Linked DNA regions of Homo sapiens: region 1 is linked to region 2. Evidence: read pairs that join two places in POLR2A ChIA-PET (ENCODE). Cell type or tissue: CD4-positive, alpha-beta T cell. All regions are shown on one strand. Links, peaks and the distances in the headings refer to the core of each region. The heading gives the core; the rest is flanking DNA. Region 1 has its middle 8.2 kb from the start of CYTH1. Region 2 overlaps CYTH1 (cytohesin 1).

Region 1 (8,324 bases), core at 281-8,280, 65 kb before region 2:
TTAACTGCCGTTTCCCAAACACTAGGGCCACTTCTGGGTGTGTATAAAAGTGAACACACTCACGTCGTCTCGCAGGCGGCGGGCAGAGTCCCACCGGCAGGACTGACGGCTCCAGGGCAGGGTGAGTGCTGTTAGGGAGATGCAGGGAGGCCATGAGGAGCCTGTCATGAGCTCTGCCTGAAGCACCGTGGGGTGAGGTGACATTCTGAAAGGGGGCTGGCAGTGGGAGCTGGCCAGCAGGACTCAGCTGGCTAACTGTAAGTCAGGTGCAAAAGCGCAGGGCAGGTTTTGTTTGACAGTTTGGACAAGAAGGGTTACCAAGGTCTGATGTGCTTTTTAGACTCCTGAGGCTGATAGTGGATTCCAGGCTGCCTGATGGCCTGAAAGGCGGCTGGTGGAGTGCAGAGAACAGCAGGTGAGCATGACCAGCCGCCAGGTTGGCTGAGAAGTGGCCAAGGCTAGAGCTAAGAGATTGGCATTAGTAGCATAGGCTAGAAGTGAGGTCACTTGGATATTTAGGAGATGGACTCAAGAGGTGAGATGACAGATAGGGTGGAATGTTCTGGGTGGAGTTTAAGATGATTTCTGCTAGGGTGGTTAGTTGGGTTCGGAGGCCAAGTAGTAGCCAGGGAAGCAAGCGGCTCACCGATGGTTTCAGGAAGGCCTTCAGGTGGTGAGAGATTCAATCTGACTTAGTGGACGTGTTGGCATCTTACCAGTACAGGGAACCCAGGGAGAATCCTAGGCATGGGAAGTAGGCAGTGGGTGAACTCCGAGTCTTCTAGTTAGGAAAAAGCCCAGGTGTCTGGACACTGGGGAATCAGGTGGGCATCTGTTTATCCCTAACATACTGTTAGGGCTCATCATAACTGTAATAGTGACCTTAAGGGCAGTTTAACACTGGACGGTGCTGTGAGAATCCCTGCCTCAAGTCTTGGTAGCTTGGACAACCTCAGCGCAATGAGGATGTGGGTACGCCAAGGACGTGGTGGTAAAGGAGGACTGTGTGTGGACAGGTCACGTGACATGCAGACGGGCAGCTTTCTGTGTCTTGTCAGCTGAGCTGACTCCCTGGAGTCACACTCTTGCCCGGAGGTGGCCCTGCTGCTGCTTCGTGCAGATCCCGCCTTGGCTTGGCCCCCTGCTCCTTCCATATCTGGACTGGGGATGACCCTTGGAGAAGATCATCTGGGTGCCATGGATTCGGCTTTCAGGGCTGTCTGGCTGCCCTTCTTCGTTGGGCTCTGCCTGCCTTTTGGGATTTCTGCCCTTGGTCTTCAGGCAACTCCTTCCTCTCTCTCCCATTCTTTTCAGTGATCCCTGCACACTATTTTGCTCTCTCATTGCATATGTGCCCACTACTCTTGGTAAGTGACTTCCAAGGCTACCTCAAGAATTCCCATCCCACCCCAAAATTAAACAACATGGGGAAACCAAAGCTAAAACCAGCTCCTCTCCCTCTGTTCTCTTCTCCTTCTTACCTCAGGGTTCTCAATGCTCATAGGGCAGCAGGAGCACCTGGGGAGAGGCATTCGATACTGACGGAAGTAGAATCAGAATCTATGGGTGAGGCTTAGGCATCAGCATTTAAAGCCTTCCTGGGGGGGTGAGGGGGGCGGGCGCGGTGGCTCACACCTGTAATCCCAGCACTTTGGGAGGCTGAGGCGGGCGGATCACTTGAGGTCAGAAGTTCGAGACCAGCCTGACCAACATGGTGAAACCCTGTCTCTACTAAAAATACAAAAATTAGCTGGGCTTGGCCTGTGCCTGTAATCCCAACTACTTGGGAGGCTGAGGCAGGAGAACTGCTTGAACCTGGGAGGTGGAGGTTGCAGTGAGCCAAGATCATGCCACTGCACTCCAGCCTGGGCGACAGAGTGAGACTCTGTCTCAAAAACAACGACAACAAAAAAAACCTTCCCGGGGGGATCATAGTGAGCAGCAGAGTTGAGAGTTGCCATCCTGGTCCCTGGTCTCAAACTCAAGTGAGCACCAGAATTGCCAGGGGCTCCTTAAAACACCAGTTGCCGGGCTCCTTCCCCCGCATTCTGATTCAGCAGGTCTGGGATGAGGCCTGAGAATGTGCATGTCCAATAGTCCCCGGGGCTGCTGCTGGGCAGACCCACTGTTCTGATCTGATGCCTCCCAGAGGGGCTGGGTGGTTGGTGTGGGAGAGTGGGAAGGAACTGTAGTATAGGGGCTGTTCCCCATCCTCTGTGGGGACCTCTACTGGAGATGCTGGACGAGGTGCCCCCTCTGTGTATGCTGGCACCCCACCTGTGCCCTTGAGGCCAACTTCTTCCACCCTGGGGACCTTGCTCCATTAATTACCCTGTCTGCTCCCGTGTCTCACTCTTCCCTTAGGAACATGTTCAGGCATCTCCCATCCTAAAAAGCCTGTGTGTCCTTGTGTCCCCTCTCAGCTGCCCTCTCCTTTGGTTGACATTCATTTTGCTCTGTGTTGACTCTCTGTGGTTCTTAGTCTAGCTTCTGCCATCATCACTTCTCAGTGACCTAATTCCCACTCTTGCCACCGACTTCTTCCCAGGATTTGACACTGTTGACCTCCGCACCCTGGAGAGCTCCTCTAAGATGTGAGCCTGTTGCATTTGCTGCATACTCTAGATCAAGCCCAGAATCAACTGATCCAGTCAATACATCCCACTGAACAGCCGACCGATCCACCCTCTGTCAGGATCTCTACTGTAGACACTGAAAGAGGTGCCCCCTCAGTATAGGATCCTGGCCTCAAATAATCTTCTCGCCTTGGCCTCCCAAAGCATTGGGATTACAGGTGTGAGCCACTGTGCCTGGCCTCCAGGACAATCTTTTAAGGCAAGAAACCAGAATCTAATCATTCCCCAACATAAGGTTTCTCACTCCTGTTCAGAGAAAATAGTCTCCTCTATTTTGTGATCCAGATCCCCCCTGCCTCTTCAGCCTTCCACAGCCCCCTAGAGGCCTCTGGGCAGCTGTCCAGCCCGTTGTTCTGGGATCTCAGAAAGCACTCCAGGCATTGAGGAAATTGCCCTGTGAGAGGGGCCTGAGATTAAAAATGTGCTTGTTCTTAGCAGAATCTGTACCAAACTGTTGCTTCAAGTTGCTTTCTCAAGGGGAAACTGCTGTATATTTTTGCTGCTTTAAAGGGATTAAAGTAGGGTCAGGCTGGAGTCAGGTTTGAATCATGACTTCCTATAAAAAGAAGGCCAGGGCCGGGCACGGTGGCTCATGCCTGTAATCCCAGCACTTTGGGAGGCCTAGGCGGGGCGGATCACCTGAGGTCAGGACACAACATGGAGAAACCCCGTCTCTACTAAAAATACAAAATCAGCCGGGCATGGTGGTGCATGCCTGTAATCCCAGCTACTTGGGAGGGTGAGGCAGGAGAATCGCTTGAACCCGGGAGGTGGAGGTTGCGGTGAGCCGAGATCGCACCATTGCATTCCAGCCTGGGCAACAACAGCGAAACTCCAGCTAAAAAAAAAAAAAAAAAAAAAAAGAAGGCCAGATTGGGAATCAAGACCTGTGTTCTAAGGGGTCTGCCATGAGTTAGCATCATGAATTTGCTTTTCTCCTCTAAAATGCAAAGGTTAGATTCAAATTATCATGATTGTCAGCTGTCACTCTCACGATACATGTCTTGCATGCGTGTTTTCATTGGTTTTCTCCCTTACTGCTTCATTTAGGAGGGTGTTGATTAGAGGAAGCAACAGGACATGGCTGCCAAATATCCATTAGACATTGAGTGAGAAACAGGTCACAAGATTGCCACTCCCTTAAGCAGGATCTAGGTATTTAGGTAGCTTCTTACCATCATGAGACCAGATTTCAACACACAGTCTAAGTACATGGCAAATACTTGCTGCGAAATGTGTGTAGGAAATTCAAGTTCTTTTACATAAACCAGTGATTTTTTTAAGGCCATTTTAAAATGAATGTGTTGGCCGGGCGCAGTGGCTCATGCTTGTAATTCCAGCACTTCAGGAGGCTGAGATGAGAGGATTGCTTGAGCCCAAGATGTCGAGACCAGCCAAAAAAGGCCAGGCATGGTGGCTTGTACCTGTAGTCCCAGCTCTTTGGGAGGCCACGGCAGACAGATCACAAGGTCAGGAGTTCAAAACCAGCCTGGCTAACATAGTGAAACCCTGTCTCTACTAAAAATAAAAAAAAATTAGCCGGGCCTCGTGGCACACGCCTGTAGTCCCAGCTACTCGGGAGGCTGAGGCAGGAGAATCACTTGAACCCAGGAGGTGGAGGTTGCAGTGAGCTGAGACCGCGCCATTGTGCTCCAGCCTGGGTGACAGAGTGAGACTCTGTCTTTAAAAAAAAAGAAAAAGAAAAAGAAACCATATCTCCACTAAAAATACAAAAATTAGCCAGGCGTGGTGGTGGGTGCCTGTAATCCCAGCTATTCAGGGAGGCTGAGGCAGAGGAGTCACTTGAACCTGGAAAGCCGAGGTTGCAGTGAGCTGAGATCGCGCTATTGCACTCCAGCCTGGATGACAGAGCGAGACTTCGTCTCAAAAAAAAAAAAAAGGTATTATTCTGCCATTTTTCTGTCTTATGTGGCTACAGTTCTCTTGGCAAGGCCTAGCACTTACCAGCCACCCGGTAAATATTTGTTGAATGAGTGAACTGGAGCAGCTGCTGAAGGCAGCATACTTTGTGACTGCATTCGGACCCTGCTCAGAAAACAGCCAGCCCACCGTCCATCAAAGTCAGTGGCTCCGCAGTCCACACTGCACTAATTCCCCTTCACATTGCCTTCCCTGAGCCCTACCCGCACCCCCTTTGTTTTTCTGCGTAAGTGAAAACATTTTGGTGAAGTCTAGCAGGAACTAGAGCACTAGCTCCTCTATTTGAAGTGAACGCCCAAACCGTGGCACGTGGCCAGCTGTCTTTTGGGTGGCACAGGGAACAGTTGGTGACAGCTGGATACAATCAAGTTCCATTACAAACAGATTTTAAGTGTCATTTACACACAGAAGAAATTGCAAGCTTTAGCAAAATAAAATCTGGGGGTTTTCAAAGCAAGACAATGCCCCAATCCAAGCCTGTGTGAGCAGTTCGCTTTGCAGCCTCTTGCGGGGATTAACACCCCTTCTTCACCAGGCTCCACCCTCTCTGCAAGGTCTATGCTGCAAAATTAGCAAGTCCAGGAGGCTTGCTCCCTGGCAGAGCTGCTGAGTCCTCTGTCTTCTATTTATTCACTTTTTGAAGAACCCTGAATTAAAGGCCTGTCTAACCACTGTTCAGCCTACTCCTTCTGGGTGGGAGGGGTCAGAGGCTGGCTTCTAGAAAAGCTGCTACCTCTAGATCATACCTTTCGCTTGGTCTCAGGGCGTACAAATCACTCACACAGTGATTGGGCAAGTGAAGGCTGGCATGCCCAGCTAAACCTCATCTCCTTTTTTTTTTTTTTTTTTTTTTTGGGACCAAGTTTCTCTCTTGTTGCCCAGGCTGGGGTGCAATGGCGCAATCTCGACTCACTGCAACCTCTGCCTCCCAGGTTCAAGTGATTCTTCTGCCTCAGCCTCCCAAGTTGCTGGGACTACAGGTGCATGCCATCACGCCCGGCTAATTTTCATATTTTAATAGAGACGGAGTTTCACCATATAGGCCAGGCTGGTCTCGAACTCCTGACCTCGTGATCTGCCTGCCTCAGCCTCCCAAAGTGCTGGGATTACAGGCGTGAGTCACCGCACCTGGCCTCATCTCTCTTTCGTGAAGCCAGCATTGTCCCCAGACATCTCAGTCCTCAGTGTCCCTCCCGTCCCCACCTCTGGCAAGAGGCAGCATTCTGGCCTTGGTGGAGGGGAATGACATCAGGCAGTGGCTGACAATTCTCCCCTTGGTGGAGGGGAGGCCGTAGATGATGTCCTGGTGTCTGGTGTTCTGATGGCCTCAGCAATACCTACCCCATGGACCCGAGTCCCTCCACATCTCGTCCTTGGCCCTTCCTTCCTTCATGCCTTCTAGCAGATGCGGGTGGGCTGTCTGTTGTTCCTGTAGCACACAGGGTCAGGGTGGGCATCAGTCCTGCCTTTCTTCTGAGACCCTCCAGCTTGCACCTTCTGGAAGCTGGGCACCCCCACTGCCCCACCAACCAGCTGGGAGAACATAAAGGTAACGAAATAGAATTACTTGTTTTAGAAAAAGGAACCAGGGCCGGGTGCGGTGGCTCACGCCTGTAATCCCAGCACTTTGGGAGGCCGAGGCAGGCAGATCACGAGGTCAAGAGATTGAGACCATCCTGGCCAACATGGTGAAACCCTGTCTCTACTAAAAATACAAAAATCAGCTGGGCGTGGTGGCGCATACCTGTAGTCCCAGCTACTTGGGAGGCTGAGGCAGGAGAATTGCTTGAACCTGGGAGGCGGAGGTTGCAGTGAGCCGAGATTGCACCACTGCGCTCCAGCCTGGCGACAGAGTGAGGCTCTGTCTCAAAAAAAAAAATAAATAAATAAAATAACCTATGCATATGCAATTTTAAACACAACTTGCAGAGCTTCATGTACTCGCTTCCTGAGGCTGCCATAACAAAGGACTACAAACTGGGTGGCTTAAGACAATGGGAATGTTCTCTCACAGTGCCAGAGAGAGACCAGAGTCTGGAATCAAGGTGTCCTCAGGGCTGTGGGGGAGAATCCAGCCTCTCCCAGGAATTCCTTGGCTTGTGGCCACATCACTCCACTGTGCTTCCATCTTCACGTAGCCATCTTTCCGTTCTGTGTCCAAATCTCCCTCTTTTTGTAAGGACACAAGTCCTGTTTGATTAGGTCCCACCCTAATGATCTCATGTTAACTTGATTACATCTGCAAAGACCCCACTTCCAAATAAGGTCACCATTCACAGGTACTGGGGCTTAGGACTTCAACATATCTTTTGTTGGGACATGACTCAACCCATAACAGTATGGAAAGGTTCTCTTCTCAGAGTTAAATGTGGCTCCCAATCTCTACCTCACAGATGATCAAGCGGTGCTGATTCACGAGAGTGGAAGCCTCCAGAGCTTGGGGCTTTCTGGCTGCTCTTCATTGACCTGTGTGTTCCCAGCACACGAACAGTGCCCCTAACGGAGATTTGTTCAGCGACTGAATATACACCTGTAAACGAGTAGCATGTATACATTGATTTTGATTACAAATGGTTCTGTATTATATACCACCGTTCTGACTGCTTTTTTCACTTATAGCTTGGAAATTGTCTTCTGTTGGTAATACAGAAATCTGTTTCAGTCTTTTGAAGCCTGTGGGTGCTTCCTTGTATGAAAGTATCCTAATATAGTTAACCTGTTTGCTATTGATAAACTTTGAGGTGGTTCCTGAAGACATTTTAAAACCATGGTATAGGGCCGGGCATGGTGACTCACGCCTGTAATCCCAGCACTTTGGGAGGCTGAGGTGGGTAGATCACCTGAGGTCAGGAGTTCAAGACCAGCCTGGGCAACATGGTGAAACCCCGTCTCTACTAAAAATACAAAAATTAGCAGGGCGTGGTAGCGCGTGCGTGTAATCCCAGCTACTCGGGAGGCCGAGACATGAGAATCGCTTGAACCTGGGAGGCAGAGGTTGCAGTGAGCCTGAGATCATGCACCACTGCACTCCAGCCTGAGCAACAGAGCGAGACTCAGTCTCAAAAAATAAATAAATAAATAAAATAAAACCATGGTATAAGCATAGGAAAAACATATTTTGGGTTACCTCTGCTTAAAACCTTTCTAATTCTTTTTATTAGGCAAAGCAGGGAAGCTGAAGGGGGAATGTTTCGGGAAAAACTCTCAAACTATGGTCTGCTCTCACCTCACAACAATCTTCACAGAAGACTGCTCTGCCCAGAGGCGTGGGGGTTTATCCCCACACACCAAGCAGCAGACACTACCTGGGGGTCCTCTCATCCAGTCCAACTTGGACTCTTATCTGGAGTGAGGTCAGATCTCACAGGCTGAGGGCTCAGTCCCCAAGACTGCATTTGTGACAGCAGTCACAAGCCTGGGCCTCTGGAAGTTCTGAGCGACCACCTTAAACTTGGGATTTCTATGACCCCCGCTCTTTGGGTTTGATTAATTTGTTGGAGCCACTCACAGAACTTAGGGAAACACTTACATTTAGTATTTTGTTTGTTTTTAATTTTTTTGAGACGAAGTCTCGCTCTTGTCCCCCAGTGTGATGGCGCGATCTCAGCTCACTGCAACCTCCACCTCCCGGGTTCAAGCGATTCTCCTGCCTCAGCCCCCCGAGTAGCTGGGATTACAGGCACCCGCCACCAAGCCCGGCTAATTTTGGTATTTTTAGTAGAGACGGGGTTTCACTATGTTGGCCAG
Region 2 (8,324 bases), core at 190-8,189:
GCCCACTCCCCTGACAGTATTTCGTCTCATCTGGCATTCTGATTCCTGCCAGACTAATGGAAAATGGTATGTTATTCATGTTTTAATTTGCATTAAACACATAGTGACTGTGAGCATCTTCTTCTGTGTGACCATTTGTATTTCTCTTTTTGTAATCTGTCTTTTATATCCTTTGCTCATTGTATTCATCTTTGCTTTACTAATTTTTATGCTGCTTTCTTTGTGACTTAAATAAATTAACCCTAGCCAGGTGTGGCACATACTTATAGTCCCAGCTATTCTGGAGGCTGAGGTGGGAGTATCGCTTGAGGCCAGGAGTTTGAGGCTGCAGTGAGCTATGATCACACCACTGCACTCCAGCCTGGGTACAGAGTGAGACCCTCTCTCTAAAAATAATAAGTTAATTAATTTAAAAAAAGATATTAACCCTTTGTCATATGTTTTGTGAATTTATTGTCCTAGTTGTTTACCTTTTAGCTTATGGGATATTATTTTTCACTCAGAAGCTTTTCATTTTCATGTCGCAAATGAGCAGACTCACCAATATTATGACTATACTAATTCATGCTCTATTCTAGAATTATTCAGGTTTTATTTTACATTAACATCTTTGATTAAGCTAGAATTCATTTCAGCTTAGTTTTATCCCAAATGGCTAGCTGGCTATTTATTTGCTCAGCACCCTTGACTGAATAATCCTATTTTTCTTTACCGATTCAAAGTGCTACGTGTGTGTTTCAGTATTTCTTGAGTTTGTTTTCTGGTCTTTTTCTTCCGTTGCAGTTTCAATTACCAAAGCCTCACGTGCTTTAATCTCAGGTAGCTACACCCTCACGTTACCCTTTCTCCCTTTCATATTTTTCTGACTATTGTCATATATATTTTTTCCCATGTGAAGTTTAATATCCTTTTTATTATATTTCTGTAAACATCATGTTGGTAATGTAAATAATTTTTTTTTTTTTGAGATGGAGTTTCGCTCTCATTACCCAGGCTGGAGTGCAATGGCGTGGTCTTGGCTCACTGCAACCTCTGCCTCCCTGGTTCAAGTGATTCTCTTGTAATACCAGCCTCCCAAGTAGCAGGGATTACAGGCATGTGCCACCACACCTGGCTAATTTTGTATTTTTAGTAGAGATGGGGTTTCACCATGTTGGTCAGGCTGGTCTCAAACTCCTGACCTCAAGTGATCCACCCACCTCGGCCCCCAAAAGTGCTGGAATTACAGGAGTGAGCCACTGCACCCGGCGTAAATAATGTTTTTAAACATCGTGGTGTATGTACGAGAACTTTGATTACTGGGGTCTTTCTACCTTTGCTCAGGTCCCCTTTGTTTTCCATGTTTCTTTTTCCTGTCTAGATGAGAGGCTGGCCCTGCTGCAGGAACCAGCCTGGCTTGGGGAGGATTTACCAGTGTTTGGGGTAGAATAGAGTTTGTCCAGAGAAACTGACTATATCGTGCCACCTAGAGGTGGGCATCCATTTGTCGTGGAGGGAGGCCATAGGACACCTGCATGATATCAGGGACTCACTGCCCTCTCATGGGTCAGCACCTCTTCAGCTAGTTCTGGAGTGGGTGTGCTGCCCTGGATCTCAAAGGTGCAGAGCTTGGCCTGCCTTCTGCTCCTCCTCACTGCTCTCCTTGGCTGCCCCTGCCATAGGTCTCGTCTTTCTTCCTCCTACAGTTCTGCCCCCTGCATGGGCAGGAGATAGGGGACGGTCCAAGAGCAGCCTCATGAGAGCAGCCAAGACAGAGAAGAAGAAGCCTGCCCTCCTAACACACTGAGTTGGCACCAGAAGGATGCACTCGCCAGGAGGCTTGGGTCGGCCGTGCCTGCTCCAGCCTTGCCCTGCTGGTAGGTGGAGGCAGGGGGCCAGTATCCTGGACCTTCCCGCGACTTGGAAGGCTGGTGCCCTAGTCAGCTCCTTCTTACACCTCTCCCAAACTTTTGCAAACCCGGACTCGGGGCAACTCTGGTAAGGGTGATGTCTGGAACAGGGAGCCAGTTTGTTTCTATTTTGAGGTGCAGGTAGAAATGACCTTCCTTTCAAGAGATCTTCAAGGACTTCTCAGAGCAGGAACAGATGCCAGTTTTTGCTTCTTTGAAGAAGATTTTATGCTCCTAGCATTTACTAAAGAATAATGAGGCATTTTTAAGTGTAAGGAGTGGAATAGAATTTAAAGAAAAAAGTAAAAAAAACCCCAGGCCTCTGTTTTCATGGGACACAGAAGGAGGGGAGATTGAGAATGCTGACTCGCCTAAAAGCTTTATGCTTATCATGTCTGTGGTGCTTGGAGCCTGTGGCCCAGGTGATTTGGGGTTTGGGGACGCCTCATGGGCAGAGAGGACCTTTGAGCAGCATTGTGAATTCGTGGGTTTGGGATGCTGATGAAACTGCGAGATTTGAATGTATTCCTTGTGCCTCATTTTCCGCTTTAGAAATAAAATGATTGATGCACATTGCCCTTGCACGCTTGTCAGAGGGTCACTTTCTGGTTGCACCTGTCCTTGAGCCTGAGAGAGAGAACTGGAAAGAGGATGGGAAGTCAGTAGTGGTTTGGGGAATTAGTGCTGGATAAGGATGGTAGTTGAAGGTGTGAGTTGGAGTAGGGCAAAAAACCACTTATTTCTTTGCTACCGCTTCTGAACAGGAGTGCAGACCGCGGTGCAGTGAAGACTACGCAAAGCTTCCAGTCCCTTTTCTTTCTCATGGCGCCTGGCTGCCGCTTCTTGCTCTTCCAGAAGAGCTTCTTTATCTCTCGCCCAACTCAACAGCAGAATAGAATCCACCTGTCTCGGTGTCAAATTCAAAGGCACCACAGTCTGCCTGGAGCTTGCTCTTCCAGACTCTGTCCCTTGTGTTGCCCTTTCCACCTCTGCCTGGACTGCCCTCTCCCAGGCTCTCGCGTGGAACCGTCTTGGACTAACCTGGGCCCTGCTCTTCTCTGAGCCCCACTCCGCATAGCACCTTGCAGACAGCATTTATTTGGCATTTACGGGCTGCCTGTTTCTTTTTTCTTTAAAAGGAATAGTAACACATGAGCTCTTGGAGGGCCGAAACCATGTCTTTTCAGCATTGTGTCTTCCACAGTAACTGACAGGGGGCCTCTTCCACAGTAACTGACAGGGGGCCTCGTTTCCATGCAGTGAACTTTTTAAAAGATTGTTGAGGCCGGGCGCGGTGGCTCACGCCTGTAATCCTAGCACTTTGGGAGGCTGAGGCGGGCAGATCACAAGGTCAGGAGATCGAGACCATCCTGGCTAATGGTGAAAACCTGTCTCTACTAAAAATACAAAAAAATTAGCCAGGCGTGGTAGCGGGTGCCTGTAGTCCCAGCTGCTAGGGTGGCTGAGGCAGGAGAATGGCGTGAACCTGGGAGACAGAGCTTGCAGTGAGCCGAGATCGCGCCACTGCACTCCAGCCTGGGTGACAGAGCAAGACACCGTCTCAAAAAAAAAAAAAAAAAAAGACTGTTGAATTATGAGTCTGAGAAATTATTTTTTAAAACGTTCATGTTTTCTGTTGGTCCTGAGATTCCTATTCTGTGGCCAGTCGTTTCCTGTGATTCTCTCTGATGGATGTGGTTTCATAAGCTTGATTGTGTGGTATATATTGTGGCATCTGTTTTGTTCAGATATGAGGAGGGCCACACTGTAGACTTCTTGGTTGCAGCTTTTCTTGTAACTTCTTTGTCCACTGACATCCTTTTCTCATGTTGTCTGTGCCTAGAATTAACTGAAAGTGCAGGTTTTTGCCACCTGCAGTCTCTGGCCTGGGTCAAGCTAAAGCCTTTGCCTAGGTTCACACACCACAGGTAAACCCCGGCTGTGATCCACTCTGTCGGCGTAGTGGAAGCTGGCCATGTTAAAGAGAGAGTCATAGTGAGCCTTGCACATGATGACTGAGTCTTCTGTAGAGAGTCACGGGTCAGAACTCACCTGCTGGGCTCTTTCAATCCCTGAAGAGAGTGTGTATGTGTATATGTGTATTTGTGTAAAAACCAGTGATGTCACCTCAAAATAAGACAGCCCTTAGGACTATGAAAAGTGCTATGAGAATATTTACAGTACAAGATATTACTGAAAAGCAAGAGCTTAATCTCACATGAAATCCCTGGGAAACATGGTGGTAGATAACCAGCGTGGATAGTCCAGGCTGTCTTCACTGAGTTTGTTTGTATCACGTAATTTATCACCTGGTTATTTACCAAGTGATAAAGAAGGTCATCAGGTGATGGTTAATATGGGTAAACTGAGCAGGGAGCATGGCTGGAGGAATCTGAGTTCTCCCTGTAGGAGGTAAGACTCGACGGATGGCGGATGGTGAGGATGAGCTTCTGAACAAGAAGAAAGAAGCAAAGAGATGTAACTGAGTACTCTGGTGGATCCCGGGAAAGTGGAATCTTCCTTGGACTGGGAGGAGAGGTGGGATGGCTTACTAGACAGTGAGAAGGAGGAAGACAGGGGCCCAGGGACGTGTTGCACTGGGACTCTCAATATACATTTTGTAGAATGTAGAATTTTAGAATTTGTTTTTCATGGACTTAGTATGATTCTTTTAAATAAGTACTACTCTCTTGACACTAAAAGAAAATTGTTCACACTATGGCTGTTTCTTGAAAGACAAGATACAACGCAGAGCCAGGGTATTTGGGTCAGGCCTGGTGGCACTGCCTGGTGATGAGGACGTCTGTTTGCATTCCCCAGCCAGCCCAACCCCCATGGCATGGCAGTGGAGGCAGGGCTTGCAGAGGGGCGGGTGCCTTCCATGACTGATTTCCTAACGGCAGGAGACTGGAAAGGAGGGAGGGTATGGGAGTGTTTTTAGGATTTCCACCCCCTCTTCCATTGTTTATCTAGAGCAATGGTTCTTAACCAGGACAGTTTTGTCCCGCAGGGGACATTCAGCAATGCCTGGAGACATTTTTGGTTGTCAAACCTGGTTGTGGGGAATTGGGATGGGGATGCTGCTGGCACCTAGTGGGTAGAGGCCAGGGACGCAGCTAAGCACCCTGCAAGGCACAGGGAAGCCCCCACCACAAAGAGTGACCTGCTCCCTGTGCCAGTAATGCCCAGACTGAAGAACCCTGCTCTAGCACGGTGATTTCCCTTTTACTTTCTCTCCTTGGTTATTTTAGAATTGTTTAAAAAATATCTCCTCCCTTCTTAGTCAAAAGCTGTGTGTGGTCTGCAGTAACCCTGTATTCTGTGTCACTTAGGGGCCTGGGTCTCTGGAGTTCATGCTTTTGGGACTGGGGTCCCAAATCTGCGTGTTTAACAGGCGCCCTTGGTGATTCTCGTGCCCTCTGAGGTTTGAGAGCTGCTATCCTCAGGCTGTAGCCATATTTCTTGTCACCAGCCATCTTGTATTATCATCCCCAAGGTTCGCTTGCCTAACATTCCAACCTGATAATAGGCAGGTGTCCTCAAAGGCGATGCCACAGCCTCTGGTGAAGAAATAACCATTGGTGGCTGCGAGTGTACTGAGTAGGAGGCGAGTCCTTCTTGGTGAAAAGGCTGGAGTGTCCCTCGTGGAAGTGGAGGGCATGGGATCCCTGGAGGAAGGGAGCAAAGGATACTCCTCCTGAAGCCCCTCCAGGACGGTGTTGGAGCAGTCTGGTCAGTGCCACTTTGCCTGCTGACCTGATGCGGGGCAGTGGAAAGGACTAGGCTTGTGCCTTTGGGGTGACAGAACATCCACCCCCTAGATCCAGTCTCTTGTTTATCCATGCAGAAAGGAGAGGGCATCTGGAGTAAGGTTGGCATTCTTGCAGTGAAAGCAGGCATTAGGCTTTTGCTTCTGAGGGAGAGAGGAAAGCAAGTGCAGCCTGTGCGCAAATGCTGGTGGTGCCTCCCCTCCCCCCCGGGAGGCCGGGAATGGGGGATAGTAGGAGGGGCTGGCTGTGACTGCATTCATGGAAATGAGCCTGGAGGAGCGGAGCAGCACACACTCGGAGCGTCTGCTAGGGCTGCAGCTCTGCGCGTCCATCTCTGCGCTCTGCGCCAGCCTTCCCCACCGGGCCCAGCGAGTTTCCACCTGCAGGGCCGGTGCTCTCAGCTTTTGTTTTCTCTGGACACCTTCTTCTCTACCCCTGCTGTGCTGGCGCACACATGCTGTCCTTGCTCCGGCTCTCCCTGCACCTACAGCTGTGGGAGCTCCCGGCAGCCTGGTACTGTGGGGTCGCTGCACGGAGCCACCATGGCCTCTGACGTGGAGAGCTGTGACCTGCCGAGGCTTTGATGTTGCTGCCCAGGGCTGGCCAGGACACTGGGGCCGCAGGAGAGGGGACTCACCGTGGGTAAGAGGCTGGTGGATGGCGTGTGGAGCCCTGTCAGCAGATTTCCCATTATGCGTTGCTGCCTGCCTGCCTCTCCCACCCAGCAGCCAGCAGTAGGAGCTGATGTGTGCGTGGCTGTCTCTCTGCATGTCTGTCCTTTGGGTCTGCATTCTATGCTCTCCTCTGAAGGTTTTTCCACTACACTTTTGGATAGGTATCCAGGCATTCAGTGTCGTTTCTTCTAAGCCTGAGACTTAGGAACATGCCAGTAGTCAATTTCCTTGGTCCAGCTTCCGTGAGGTTTGAAATAGGGGGGCAGAAAACAGCGGGACAGATTCAGGGTGATCTCCCCTCTAGGCCTGCCACCCGTGGAGTTTCTGTTTTACTCGGTAAGGACTTGGGAACCTTTCCTGGGCACGAGTAGTCCTCTTTCCATCAATACACATAGAAAAGGAGTTGGAATTGTACGTCGCGTTTAATGCTAGGGGTCCTTTCCAGCTGTCAGACTGAGGGAGAATATTTCAATGTACAGAAAAATTCAGAGCATTACAAAGGGCTAGCAAACAAACAGATCTGAGCCACTGAGGGTAAAGTGAGAGAGAATTGACTTCCAAGCCACCAAGCCTCTCTTTTGGACACGGAAGGGGTGTCGTGGCCCAGCTGTGCAAGCTGACAGTGGTTGCAGCTGGCAGGCACGGGGAGTGGCAGCTTCACCCAGGGGACAGGAGCCTGCCCCCTTGGGAGGAGGGGCGAGCAAGCTGTTTTGGCTTGTTTGGAGGAAGAGGGAACTCCAGGCTTTCCCTGGGAGTGAAGGAGCAGGCCACTTGGCTCAAGGAGGCTAGGGCTAGAAAATGGTTCTTCCCTGTGGAGCTCTGCGCCCAGTCCCTGGGATCCTTTCGAAACAGCAGTGGAGTGCTAGAAAGAAGCTGCTGGGAAACCCCAGCTATGTCAGCTATATCAGGTGTTGTCACTGTGAGCTTTTAGAAAAAGTTAAGGTTCTTAAAATGGTTGTTTTCTAGTTTTTAGCTTTTATTGAAAGCGGATGTTAACTTTATTTTTCTAAACCAAATTCGCAGGATAAAATTTTGTCACTTAGGTTCTGTTACTACCTTGAAATGCAAGCTAAGTCTTTGAGTTCTAGGATTTATTAAATTAAATTTTTTGATACCTTACTTTTTTGTTTTGTGAGATGGAGTTTTGCTCTTGTTGCCCAGGCTGGAGTGCAATGGCGCGATCTCGGCTCGCTGCACCCTCCGCCTCCCAGGTTCAAGCGATTCTCCTGCCTCAGCCTCCCAAGTAGCTGGGATTACAGATACCTGCTATCATGCCTGGCTAATTTTGTATATTTTTGGTAGAGATGGGGTTTTTCACCGTGTTGGTCAGGCTGGTCTCGAACTCCTTACCTCAAGTGATCCACGAGCCTCGGCCTTCCAAAGTGCTGGGATTACAGGCGTGAGCCACTGCGCCCAGCCAATACCTTCCTTTTATAAGATAGTTGAGAAGGGCTGGGTGACATCCTCATTACATAAGTGAGGAAACTGAGGCTGGAAGAGGTGATTGTTTGCTCCAGGTCACAAAGTAGTGAGTGAAAGCCCAGGCAGCATCGCCTGTGAACGTGAGGAGCTGTCAGATGAGACGGCTCCAACACTGAGAAGAGGACCGAAGTCTTCCCTGAAAATGCAGAATGCAGTAATAAAAGCCTTTAATAGATTTACTGTTAGTGGGGAAACTGGGTAGTTTTTGCATGGAAGAAATTTAAATTAGAATAGTCTAAATATTCATATTGGCAATTTGCCGGAAGGCACCTCTGCCTCTATGTTGAATACCATTTCTGCTAGCTGCCTGCTAATTTAACTCTTTTTGGTCCTGGGTAGTGTGTGTAAATTTTTTTATTTTTATTTTTTGAGACGGAGTCTTGCTCTGTCGCCCGAGCTGGAGTGCAATGGCCCGATCTCGGCTCACTGCAACCTCTGTCTCCCAAATTCAAGCGATTTTCTTGCCCCAGCCTCCCAAGTAGCTGGGACTACAGCTGCATGCCACCACG

The links. ChIA-PET counts read pairs that join two places held together with the same protein. Peaks named below come from ENCODE experiments on the same cell type or tissue, not always from the same donor. Only the 100,000 strongest peaks of a DNase experiment are listed, where the experiment ranks them.
Region 1: POLR2A ChIA-PET joins it to region 2 with 10 read pairs; 21 of 35 experiments call an interaction of 5 or more read pairs at or near these places.

The regions. Positions count from the first base shown.
Region 1 is chr17:78,786,305-78,794,628 of GRCh38, reverse strand. It overlaps a transcript of USP36 not described here. Among named protein-coding and RNA genes, the nearest start is that of CYTH1, 8.2 kb to the right of the region's middle. RefSeq lists an enhancer at 3,185-3,354. In CD4-positive, alpha-beta T cell, for the core only: no CTCF peak of the experiment used is centred there; DNase peaks (open chromatin) are centred at 4,868 and 7,038; H3K4me3 peaks cover 748 bases; H3K27ac peaks cover 3,986 bases.
Region 2 is chr17:78,721,190-78,729,513 of GRCh38, reverse strand. The region is part of intron 1 of CYTH1 (cytohesin 1); the gene reads left to right. Among named protein-coding and RNA genes, the nearest start is that of CYTH1, 57 kb to the left of the region's middle. RefSeq lists enhancers at 3,597-3,676, 4,047-4,096, 5,424-5,929, 6,984-7,253. In CD4-positive, alpha-beta T cell, for the core only: no CTCF peak of the experiment used is centred there; DNase peaks (open chromatin) are centred at 3,593 and 6,973; H3K4me3 peaks cover 1,645 bases; H3K27ac peaks cover 2,278 bases.